Linked DNA regions of Homo sapiens: region 2 is linked to region 1. Evidence: chromatin loops called from intact Hi-C (ENCODE). Cell type or tissue: prostate gland. All regions are shown on one strand. Each heading gives the region's core, and the rest is flanking DNA. Links, peaks and the distances in the headings are about the cores only.

The links. Hi-C counts contacts between places; a loop is a spot of excess contacts. Peaks named below come from ENCODE experiments on the same cell type or tissue, not always from the same donor. Only the 100,000 strongest peaks of a DNase experiment are listed, where the experiment ranks them.
Region 2: a loop joins it to region 1, with 2.7 times the contacts of the local background. A loop is called at or near these places in 2 of 110 quality-filtered maps.

What each region holds. Positions count from the first base shown.
Region 1 is chr19:31,261,405-31,266,778 of GRCh38, forward strand. It overlaps a transcript of TSHZ3 not described here. Among named protein-coding and RNA genes, the nearest start is that of TSHZ3-AS1, 58 kb to the right of the region's middle. In prostate gland, for the core only: no CTCF peak of the experiment used is centred there; a DNase peak (open chromatin) is centred at 3,137.
Region 2 is chr19:31,328,133-31,333,506 of GRCh38, forward strand. All of the region lies in intron 1 of TSHZ3 (teashirt zinc finger homeobox 3), which reads right to left. TSHZ3-AS1 (TSHZ3 antisense RNA 1) reads left to right here. Exons shown (of 3, transcript XR_002958388.2): 1 at 1-5,374. Among named protein-coding and RNA genes, the nearest start is that of TSHZ3-AS1, 9.0 kb to the left of the region's middle. In prostate gland, for the core only: no CTCF peak of the experiment used is centred there; DNase peaks (open chromatin) are centred at 2,819 and 3,642; H3K27ac peaks cover 2,485 bases.

The DNA of each region.
Region 1 (5,374 bases), core at 304-5,303:
GCCTTGGAGGGACAGGGCTGTCTCTCCCAAGGAAGGAATAAAGAAGTCCAAATTAGTCATGTTGTATTACTTCTTTTTATGGCAATGCTCTGAAAGTCTGCAAATGTCAGCATGTTAATTTACTGTCACTCAGTGATATTATTTCATCCTTTCAAAAATGTGTTTCTTGCATTTTCAGTAGCATACTCCAAGTGTTCTCCATCTCAAAGTTTCTATAGATAGTGCGACTACTTTCACTCTGACCGTTGCCAAAATGTAGAAATTCATCGTTGACTGCAGCCACATATACGTTACAAGTGGAGCTGGGACTCGGGTTTCCTGCTTACAGAAACCGGGGGAGAGGTCTGAATTTTCTCTGTGTTCTTGTTCTATCACCTCTTGTCCTCCAAAAGTACTCTGTGGTTTCTCTCTCAAGGCACGTGCAGAGATAAATTTCATAGAGAGATGTTAAGCCATCAGTCACGGCTGAGTTTGTATATGAAGTCGGAACCCTCCCTGTCTGCGAGCCCAGCCCCCTCCACCCCAATGATTCTCCTATGGTGGCAAACTTATTTCAAAAATTCTGATGAAACACTTTGTAAATTTTGTTATTCTGTGATGATAATAAATCATTATAGCCTTAAACACTTCTCTAGCTTGGAGCCTCAGTCACAAATTATCTTGTCATTCTGACCAAAACATTCTCCAAAAAAGCTTGACAAGTGCTAAAACCCAGAACATGAAACCATGTGTTGTTGTGAAAGCAAGATTCAGAAATGTCAATTAATTAGATTAAGAGGCTACTTTTAGCTTTACCCGTGTTGCCAAATAACCCTTAAAATATGCATAGCAGTGGAAATCTACCTCCGCGGTACAGTACTTCAGTGCTGAGGGAAGACAATGGCTCGGACTAATGGACAAAATTGTTGTATCTGTCAGTCAGCTGCAAAGAATGATCTAGAAGCAAATGTCTTGCTTCTTTTTCCACAATGTGATTTCACGAGCTGGGTAAATGCTACCATTTATGAATTCGAAGAGCTCCCCCCTCCCACTCCACCTCTTAAAAATCATACACAGATCAAGAAGAAAAAGTCAAGTCGTTTTCATATGTCTTTACTAGTAAGATAGGTTTTTAATGTCTTTCTGTGCTTTTTTTTAAAAAATTTGCATTTGCATTTTGAAGTTCACTTTGTAAAAAAAATATATACCGTGGAGAAATTATTTAAATGTTTTTTTATCCCTGTTTCTTGAAAATCTTATCTTTAAATAATCTATATCCTCAATTTTATTTATGCCATAAACTGTTCCTATATTTTAATGGTCTGTTTGCTTTAAAAGGGGTTGTTGGTTTTAATAGCTCAGTTGCTATCTTTGTAAACTAAACTCCTTCTGACGAAATTCGAGCAGATCATCTCTGCCTGTGAGTGGAAGGCACATTCCAACCCCTGAAAAGGAAATTTAAGCCAAATAAATGTTCTGCCCAAATTAAAATACATAAAATGAATAGTTAACTCGGACAAGAGCTGATGGACGCAACAGTTGGGCTGCGGACATGTGGGTGTTGAGAGCGCTGACTGCCAGGCAGGACCTCAGGAGAGAAAACCCAGATGAAATTAATTTCCTGTAACCCCCTTTGTCCATTCCTCAGGACTAATTGATGGCAGTGCTGGCACGGACATCTTGGGTGAGCAGAAATGACCAGGGCAGACAGCATCGTGAAGGGTGGTGTGGGTCTCTGCCCTGCCGGGGTCTGAAGATGGCTGGCTCAGAATTGCAGCCTCTGAGCCAGGACTTGGAGGTCCCGGAGGACAGGGACAGGAAACTCTCCTCCAAATTCTCAAGGCCGTTGAACCCACCTTGATTATATTAGAATCCATGTGGATTCTGGCACTAATTTTAGGACAGGTCATTTTCATGGAGGAAGGACAAAGAAATGGCAGGGGGTGGGGAGTGTGGGCACTGGATGAGAATCCTATGAAGCTTTGCAAAGCTGCATGGAGATGTGACAGCAGCCCCTCTCCTCTTGGCATTCATAACCTCGCCACCCGCTGCCCACGGCTGCCCCCCAGCAGCGAGCACGAGGAGCTGCGAAGGCATGAAGGAAAGCTGCCTTCTCCCCAGCTGGAGTGCCCCCGTCCTGCTGGTCAGGGCAAGACGTGCCCTGTGGCAAGTGGGGGACTTATTGGGGGAGGGACTTCCTGCATGGGGCCACTTCCTGCATGATGTCATTTTGTGCGGGGCCAAGAGAGGGGGGACAGTGTGCCCTGCAGCAGGCTTCCAGGTTTCCATGTCTCACAGATCCTGTGGGTCCCCCCCACTCCTCACATCCCCACCCCTCTCAGCCAGTCCCACTGTTTCTAGCTAGCAATGAGGCAATTAATGAGCTGTATAGAGGCCCTAAGTTATCTCTGGAACTAGATGGGTAATAACCACATAAATAAGTAAATAATTAAATAACTAAATAAAATAAAACGGATGAGTGAGGCACCAGAGCTCTAGTCTCCATGGAATGAGTTGTACGGGGTAGCAGAAACAGTGGGGGAGGAGGGGGAGGCCCATAGCTCCAGCCTTGGCTCTGCCACTGACATGAAGTGTGTGACCTTGGGCAAGTCACTCCTCCTTGCTGGGAGCTCTCCCACCCGACCAAAGACCCCATGTAGAATAGGTGCCAATAGGAGTGCAGTGGGGAGATGGGAGCATGAATGGTTTAAATGTAGCAGGAGGCAGGGGTATCCAAATGGCCTCACATTCCTTCATCTTCCCGGTCTGCATCTGGCCAAAACCTTCCTCCTGCAAGCCCTATGATTGTGGGGACATATTCCACCTGTGCACAGGGAAGCCACCCTCAGCCAGTGACAGGCAGGAGGTGGTGGACCATCAGCTGCCTTATCCTGGGGTGGGGCCACTCAAAGATGAGAGTTTCCTGCACAAACCTGCAGAGGTTCCTGGGGACCAAGTACCAGTGGCCTACAGTGGCAGCTTGCTCCTTAATGCATTGGGAATTAGCTTCCTTTTTTTCCCCATCTGCCTCCTCCTCCCTCCTATCTGAACGTTCCAGGCTCCCTTGTCAAATGAACTACCTGCCCTCAAATCCTCACCTCAGTCCCGCCTGTGGGAGAGCCCAGCCTACAAGACAGATAGGGAGGAGCAGGGCCCAGGGCCAGCCAGAGAGCGGATGTCCTGTCTAAAATGGGCGGCTGCTGCCCGGTTCCAGCCACCTGCTGTCATGCAGGAATGTGGCATCCGGAGATGCCAGAAATCTCACTGTTGTATGAAATCTCCCAATCTTCAAAGTTTGGCAATGAATTCAAGTTTTGTGGGTTTTTCTTTTTTTTTTTTTTTAAGCCGTGTGGCTCAAGCCAAACAAATCGGCAGGTCATATTCCATCCATGGGTCACATTTTGCAACCTGTGCCAGGTAAAATATTCATTGCGCAGTTCAGGTGCCAGAGACAGGGCCAGTCAACGAAGGTTCCTCTTTCTAGTAAATTCTGGTCTGCAGCCATAACAGGGTATAGGAAGTCATGATCAAAAGGACCAGCAGTTTTTGGGCAGAGAGGCCCACTCTGACTGTGGGGTAGGGGTCCCCAGCTATACCTTGTGGAGAGAGTGGCCAGGAGGTTCTCAAGGTCAGCATGGCCCACCCTGTACACTTCTGGCCCAAGGAGGAGGAGACACTGCCTGCCCCATTAGGAGAACCTGCTCCCAGTGGGTCACAAAAATCCCATAGCCGGCTGGGTGCAGTGGATCATGCCTGTAATCCTAGCACGTTGGGAGGCTGAGGGAGGTGGATTACCTGAGGTCAGGAGTTCGAGATCAGCCTGGCCAACATGGTGAAACCCCGTCTCTACTAAAAATATGAAAATTAGCCGGGCATGGTGGTCCATGCCTGTAATCCCAGCTACTCAGGAGGCTGAGGCAGGAGAATCACTTGAACCTGGGAGGCGGAGGTTGCAGTGAGCCAAAGTTGCGCCATTGCACTCCAGCCTGGGCAATAAGAACAAAACTCTGTCTCAAAAAAAAAAAAAAAAAAAAAAAGAAAGAAAGAAAGAAAAAGAAAAGAAAAGAAAAGAAAAGAAAATCCCATACCTTGGTTTCTCATCAGGATTCTCCCTATTGTAAATTGAAGTCCTTGAATCAGGGGTGCCACTCCTTGAGGAATTTGAGAAGGTCATACTAGGGCTCATTCCCCCTTTAGCAAACTGAGGCCAGACATTATTCGAGATGCACAGAGAATTACCTACCAGCCCTTTGCATCCCGGACTGGAACCCTAAACATATGGCTTGAACCTGACCTTCAGGCAGAGCCAGGCCTGCTGCTCTGGGCCTGAAAACAGGTGGGAACACACCTACTGTCACTATTGTGAAAGGAAGCCCCTTTCCCCTGAAGGTTGCTGAGCCACACAAGGATGGGTCACCCACAAAGGGAAAAGTGCCTGAGTCCAAGGCAGAGTCAGAGCGAGGTGGGGTGCTGAGAAGGGTGGAGGGGCAGGTTCCTGGTGACATCACTGAGCACCCATGTCCAGTTGGGCCTGAAGCCCCTTATCCTAGACTACAGTCACATGAGCCCAAATCCCTTCCTTTTCTTAAGATCCTGAGCAAATTCCTGCTGACAGCATCTTGACAAGCACCCCTGGCCCCTGAGCCTGGAGAGGAACAGGTGTCCTGTGAGTTACAGGTTCTGCAGGGCAGTGGAGAGCAGTGTTTGTTAACTGGGATCCACCACAAAGGCCTAGAGGTGGACCTCAGGGAGCCCATGTCCCCCTACACTTAAGCATCTTAAGCAACACTTAAGTGGTGCTTGCATCCACTTTCTCCTGAGGAGAGAGACTGTATCTCTCAAAGGGCCTGCAACCCCTAAAAGGTCAAGAAACTGGTATACCCAGCCTCATCAACATAACAAGACCCCGTTTCTACCAAAAAATAAAAGGATTAGCTGAGTATGGTGGTGCATGGCTGTGGTCCCAGCTACTAGGGAGGGTGAGGCAGGAGGATGACTTGAGCCCAGGAGTTCAAGGCTGCAGTAAGCTATGATTGCACCACTTGAAGTCCTTGAATCAGGGGCGCCACTCCCTGAGGAATCTGAGAAGTTCACACTGGGGCTTATTCCCCCTTTGGCAAATTGAGGCCAGAAATTATTCAAGATGCACAAAGATTCACCTACGAGCCCATTAACACGACCCTTTTCATCCCAGACCATAACCCTAAACACACGACTTGAACCTGACCTTCAGGCAGAGCCAGGAAGGCAAGAGAGCAACACCCTGTCTCCAAAAAGAAAAAAAGTTGTGGTATAAAGTTCTAATAAATCCCCATCTGAGACACACGGGAATAGAATAAAATGCATTTATCTCTAAAATGGTAATGGTGATATTTTGCTTTGGACGATTCAGAAG
Region 2 (5,374 bases), core at 239-5,238, 67 kb after region 1:
AACTCTGTCAGAAGAAATATAACTTTTGCCCAGGCCCCCAGCTAGAATTCATTTATACAAGATCCACCCAAAACCAAGGCACCTTTGCTGAAAAGCGAAGTGCTAGGCTCATGGAGCAGGGAACTCACTCACTCTGTCCACCTGAGGGGAAGACCAGTGGGCACTTCTCTGAGTGTGAGCCTTGAAAAGCCTTGGGTGTGTGCATATAGCATCAGCTATAAAACAGCGGGGACTGCGGGCCACGTTGGCACCTCTCCCACACCAGGGATGGGCTCTGGAAGGCCAGCCCAGGCTGACAAATGGCAGCAGGACTGACTTGCTTCAGTGGACTGGCCCCTGCTGATGGAGCCCAACCTTCCTGCAGGCCATTCACCTCCCAGCTGAGCCATCCATGTTTCAAAGCTTGTTTGCAGCATTAGCTGGTACCAAAACAGAAGTTCTGAGAACATCTTATTCAAGGAATGGCGGGTTAAATCTTAACAGGTCTATTTTTCTTTAGTAGAGAGTGTCTCTCTCCTTTCATATCCAATAACAAATAAGAAGAGAGAAACTGTGAGGTGTTTTCTTCTTTAGGTAAGGGTCAGGCCTAGATGGTATATAAACTCCAAACAGATTATATTTTAAGTTGGTGACAATTAATTACAATACCGTATACATACTGCAGATAACACAATTTAAGATTAAAGAATTATCTGGAGCCATAGTAATGGGAGATGACTTTGAAGAGGCAGCCTTCCAGATAAGCCATGTCACATATCTGCATATCCTTTCAAACATCTTTGTCACCTAAGCGGGAGTGGCTCCCAATCACTGTTCACCAATCTCACTTGCGGAAGAGTTGGTAGTCAACTTCCTGTACAGGGGCCGTGTGAGCTCCTGGATGTCTACCTTAAACTTCAAAGAGCCACATTTACAGAAAATGAAATGCTCACATTTCATCATTAAATTACACTAGGCTCCCAATCTTCATGCGGCACATGTATTGCACTGAAAACGGATATTTGTTATTAATGACAAAGATATGGAAAATGTGAAGTTGAAATAAGCTACCCAAACTTAAGAGAAAGAAATGTTACAGGAACTGCTTTGTCAACCCTAATTGTGTAATTACTTCTTGGCTTGGTCACCCAAGCTCCGAGCAAGAAATAAGAGACAATGGTAATTTCTTACTACTGAAATGAAGGTGTCACGCTGCCTTGTGCATTCTGTGTAAGCAGGGCTAAAGTTTACATTTATATCACGTTACCTCCATTACAATCATCCAGGCCACTGCAAGAACTTAGTGGTATAAGGTCAGCCCTGGCAATGGGCACGCTCAAGTTTACTTGCACAAACATTTAATTTAGGCAGAGTGGAGGCATCTCTGCTTTTGGTCATCATCTTACCCCTCACCTCACACCGGTGAAATTGGTGAACTGCTACTGGCAACTTGCAGACTCACAGCAATAAAATAGTGTTTTTAAATGGTGCTAATACAGTGGCTACCAATAAAAATGAACCACTAGATGGCTTTAGATTTTTCACTTCTGAATATCGGAAGATGCATTATTTATGGTGTCAAAGCTAAACCTGGGTACAGCACTTGGGAGTGGGGGTGTTTGTGGAGAGAGAGGCAGGAACACCGCCCTGTGTAACTCCATCCCTTTCTCTCTTCACTCCACAGTTCCCCTTATAGCTCGATAATTAATTACAAGGCCGCATAATTCTATCTTCAGTCCCATCAGCGTTGGGTCAACTAAGAGCAAGGATCACATGCCAAAATTGTTGTGTGTTTTTTTTCCACACCAAGTATGAACCACTCCTCATTCTAATGGAAAAAAGAGCGCAGACACACAACTAGGAAGAGAAAAAAATGAAATTCCATTATAACTGGTTTCCTCAAGCTCCAGCCTAGGATATGAGTAATCATAAAAACTGTAATATCAGCTTTTTTGTTTTCCTTAACACTGGGTTCCTACTTTATTTCCTTTCAAAGAGGGTCAAGATCCTTTTTTTTTTTTTAATTCATAAAAGCTGCTGTGTGATAACCAAAAGGTTGGTTTCTCTCTGTAATAGCTCTGCCTTCCGTGATACTTTTAAATTTGGGGGCAAAAATAAAACTCGCTAAACTCTCAACAGCTGCCCTGAGTGAACTTGAAGCCCCTCACCTGCCTGGCCCTCAGGCCTTCTGGAAACATCTAACGCCTAGCAGGGGTGGAGCAGTGAGCTGACCGGCAGGCATGGACCAGGAGCTGCTAGCACAGGCCTCGGGAGGTGGCCTCCGGGCTGCTTGGCCGTACCTTGAGGACTGGCCTGACGGCTCCCAATGCCCGAGCTCCCATGTGAAGTGCAGGGAGGAGCAGGTCAGTGGCCACAGCAGCCTGGCCTGGCCTGGGTCACACCCTCGGTCAGCATCGCCCCAATGTCACTCTCTAGTTCTGTTTTCTCCTCCCTACCCACTCCCACCTTAACCAGCCACAGGGAATGGCGGGGTGCAAAATGGAGGCTGTTGACCTGCTGTGTGATCCACACCTCCCTCTGGGCTCAAAACATCAATGTGCTTTTAACAAGGAGCCAAGTGCTGTTTAATCCTTGGGCGGGGGGAGGAAAGTCCAGAACACCTATGGGTCATGAAGCAGCCCACGCTGAGAAGGCGACCCCAGACCCCAGACGGAGGTGTCAGGAGCTTGTTTTCCCAGCACTTCCTGTTGGCAGGGTCACAGCTCTACCGAGAGAAGGTGGGCCGTACCCCAGGGCACAGGAATCAGCATTGACATGCCCAAAAACTGACATGCATGCTTGTCCCCCACAGGCACGGGCATGTCCCCAGTCACCATGGTGGCAGAAGGACAATGGGAAACGCAGGGCCTGCCAGGCAAATTCTAGCAAAGACGGGCTTCCTAAAATCTCCCTTCTACATGAGAGCTGCCCAACCCAACGGCAGAGTTATGACTCACCGAAAGGGATACCCCCTCCTTCCCTCTAAGGACTGAAGGAGGGAAACGGCGCATGTAACCCTGGCCTAAGAGAGACCCCCGGGCTGAACCAAAGCATCAGAGATTCAGAGGGCACGCGGGGAATGTGGACAGAGCGACACCAGGCCTTCCTGAGCTCACCTGTACCAGAGCCTCAGGAAACATGTCTGTAAAACCGCTCTCATAGTAAGCACTTTATTATCTACTTTTGGCGCAGTGATGAGTTAAAGGGGCATTAATTTTCTTTCATAGCCTGGAATAGCTTATTTATCATTTTTTTTGTCTTTGTCACTGATATTTCAGATCTGCTGCGAATTGCTGTTTTTTTGTTTTGTTCTGTTTTGTTACTGTTGTTTAATTAATCTGCACTCATACAACCACCAAAACAATCACGGTCCTACTGGTACCAGCAGATGTGGCCGAAATGTGCCCTGAAACTTCCCAACTGCAGCTCGACCCTGCTTGCAGTGCTGTGTCATAACGAAGGGAAGTCAACTCAAGATGCATTTTCTGGAAATGCCATGGACGCACAGAGAGAAGAAACTACAAATAGTGTTGCAAGGAAGGAGGCCAGCGGCTGCATTCACTGTGTCACTGCGGCCAAGGTTTCTGGGTACCTTATGTTCACCACCTGCCACCTACTGTGGTGTCAGAGCTGTCTGGTCCAGCCGGGACAGTCAATTGATTTTCACAGAACGTCCATTTTATGTTTCCACACCAGAGCACGCTGCACCTTCGTAAGGAGGGGTGGCTGCTTCTAAGGGCAGAGCGGCTGGGCCCCAGCCAAGCCTGCCTCCCTGACTGCAGAAGATGTCACCTCCCCCGGGCACTTTCTTCTGGGCAGGGGCAAGGAGGAGGAAGGGAGAGGAGGTACGTGAAGAAGATGTCCCCCATAAAACCAAGGGTGTTCCCTTCTCAACCTCTCCCTTTTCCCCCTCTAACTGAGTCTCCAAAAAATGCATGTTTCCATTCACAAAAAGTATGCAGAATCACTGATGGGAGCAAAAGAAGACCCTTTTTCCTATTACAGGCAAAACCTAGGCTGATTCTCTTGCTTCCTTCAGCTGTCAATGAGGTGGTGTGTTCCCGGCCTCCTGACAATATAATCATCATAAACTTTATTATTACATCTGGAATTTCATGATATGTTTAGTAATTGATTACAGAGACACAACCCAGAATGCGGCTCCCACTCGCTCTGCCACGATTCCAGTAACCTAACTGCTTAATACCCCTGGAATGTATAAACAGTGTTAACTGCTGCATTCCCCACACTGCCATGGCAGAAGGGAACCACGGAGCTGGTGGGGCTCTGAAAGCTCAAGGCCATTTTCACTTACTGAATATAATGTCATGGGATAGAAACTGAGATCACATTTTTTGGAGCCACGATGACCGACGACCCCTCATCAGATGTGATTGGGGCACAAATCCACTAAAATTATCAGCTGTATTGGGGAACGGAGATGTGCCATGAAGTTTGCACAGGGCCATCACCCATCCCTACTTAGTCTCAGTTTGGTGGGGACTCCAGTTTAGGGGACTGTGATTACTGGGGTTCTTCAAAAAAGCTGCACAACTCGCTATTTCTAATTTTATGAACACCGTGATATGAATGCAATGCAAAGCAGAGAAAAAGCCATATTGGGTCAGGCCTGCAATTACAGTGGCTAGTGCACTTACTATCTCATAGGAATAAAGGCAAAAAACAAAAACAAAACAAAACAAAACAGGGGTAGGCCAGGCACATGGCTCACACCTGTAATCCCAGCACTTTTGGAGACCGAGGAGGGTAGACTGCTTGAGCCCAGGAGTTCGAGACCAGCCTAGGCAACATGGCAAAACCCCATCCTACAAAAAATAGAAAAATTACTCAGGCATGATGGTGTGTGCCTGTGGTCCCAGCTACTCAGGAGGCTGAGGTGGGAGGACTGTCTGAGCCCAAGGAGGTCGAGGCTGCAGTGAGCCATGATCATGCCACTGCACTCCAGCCTGGGTGACAAGGGAGATCCTGTCTCACAATAAATAAATAAATAAATAAATAAATAAATAAATAAATAAATAAATCCAGGGGTGAAGGCCACACTCAAAGTGTCTGGGAGTTGGGGCCTCAGAGAGATCTACATGAACAGGGCATTTGTTCCCTCCCACTCCCACCAAGGGAGGGCGAAGAGCAATGCAGCTGCCCTCCCTAACACTACTCCAACTCAGGAGGTTATGACCAAGGACATGCGAGCCCCTCTCTGGGTGAAAATCAGCTCCATTCCCCCTGCAGAAACGCTCCCACTCAGCTCTTGTGCCTACACTCTCCCTCCTGTAACAAGTCAATTTACAAAAACCAGACCCATCTCAGCAAGGGGACCTGGATCGGCCCTTTTCACCCGCATATCATCTTGAACCCAAACAGTCCCTTGAACCAG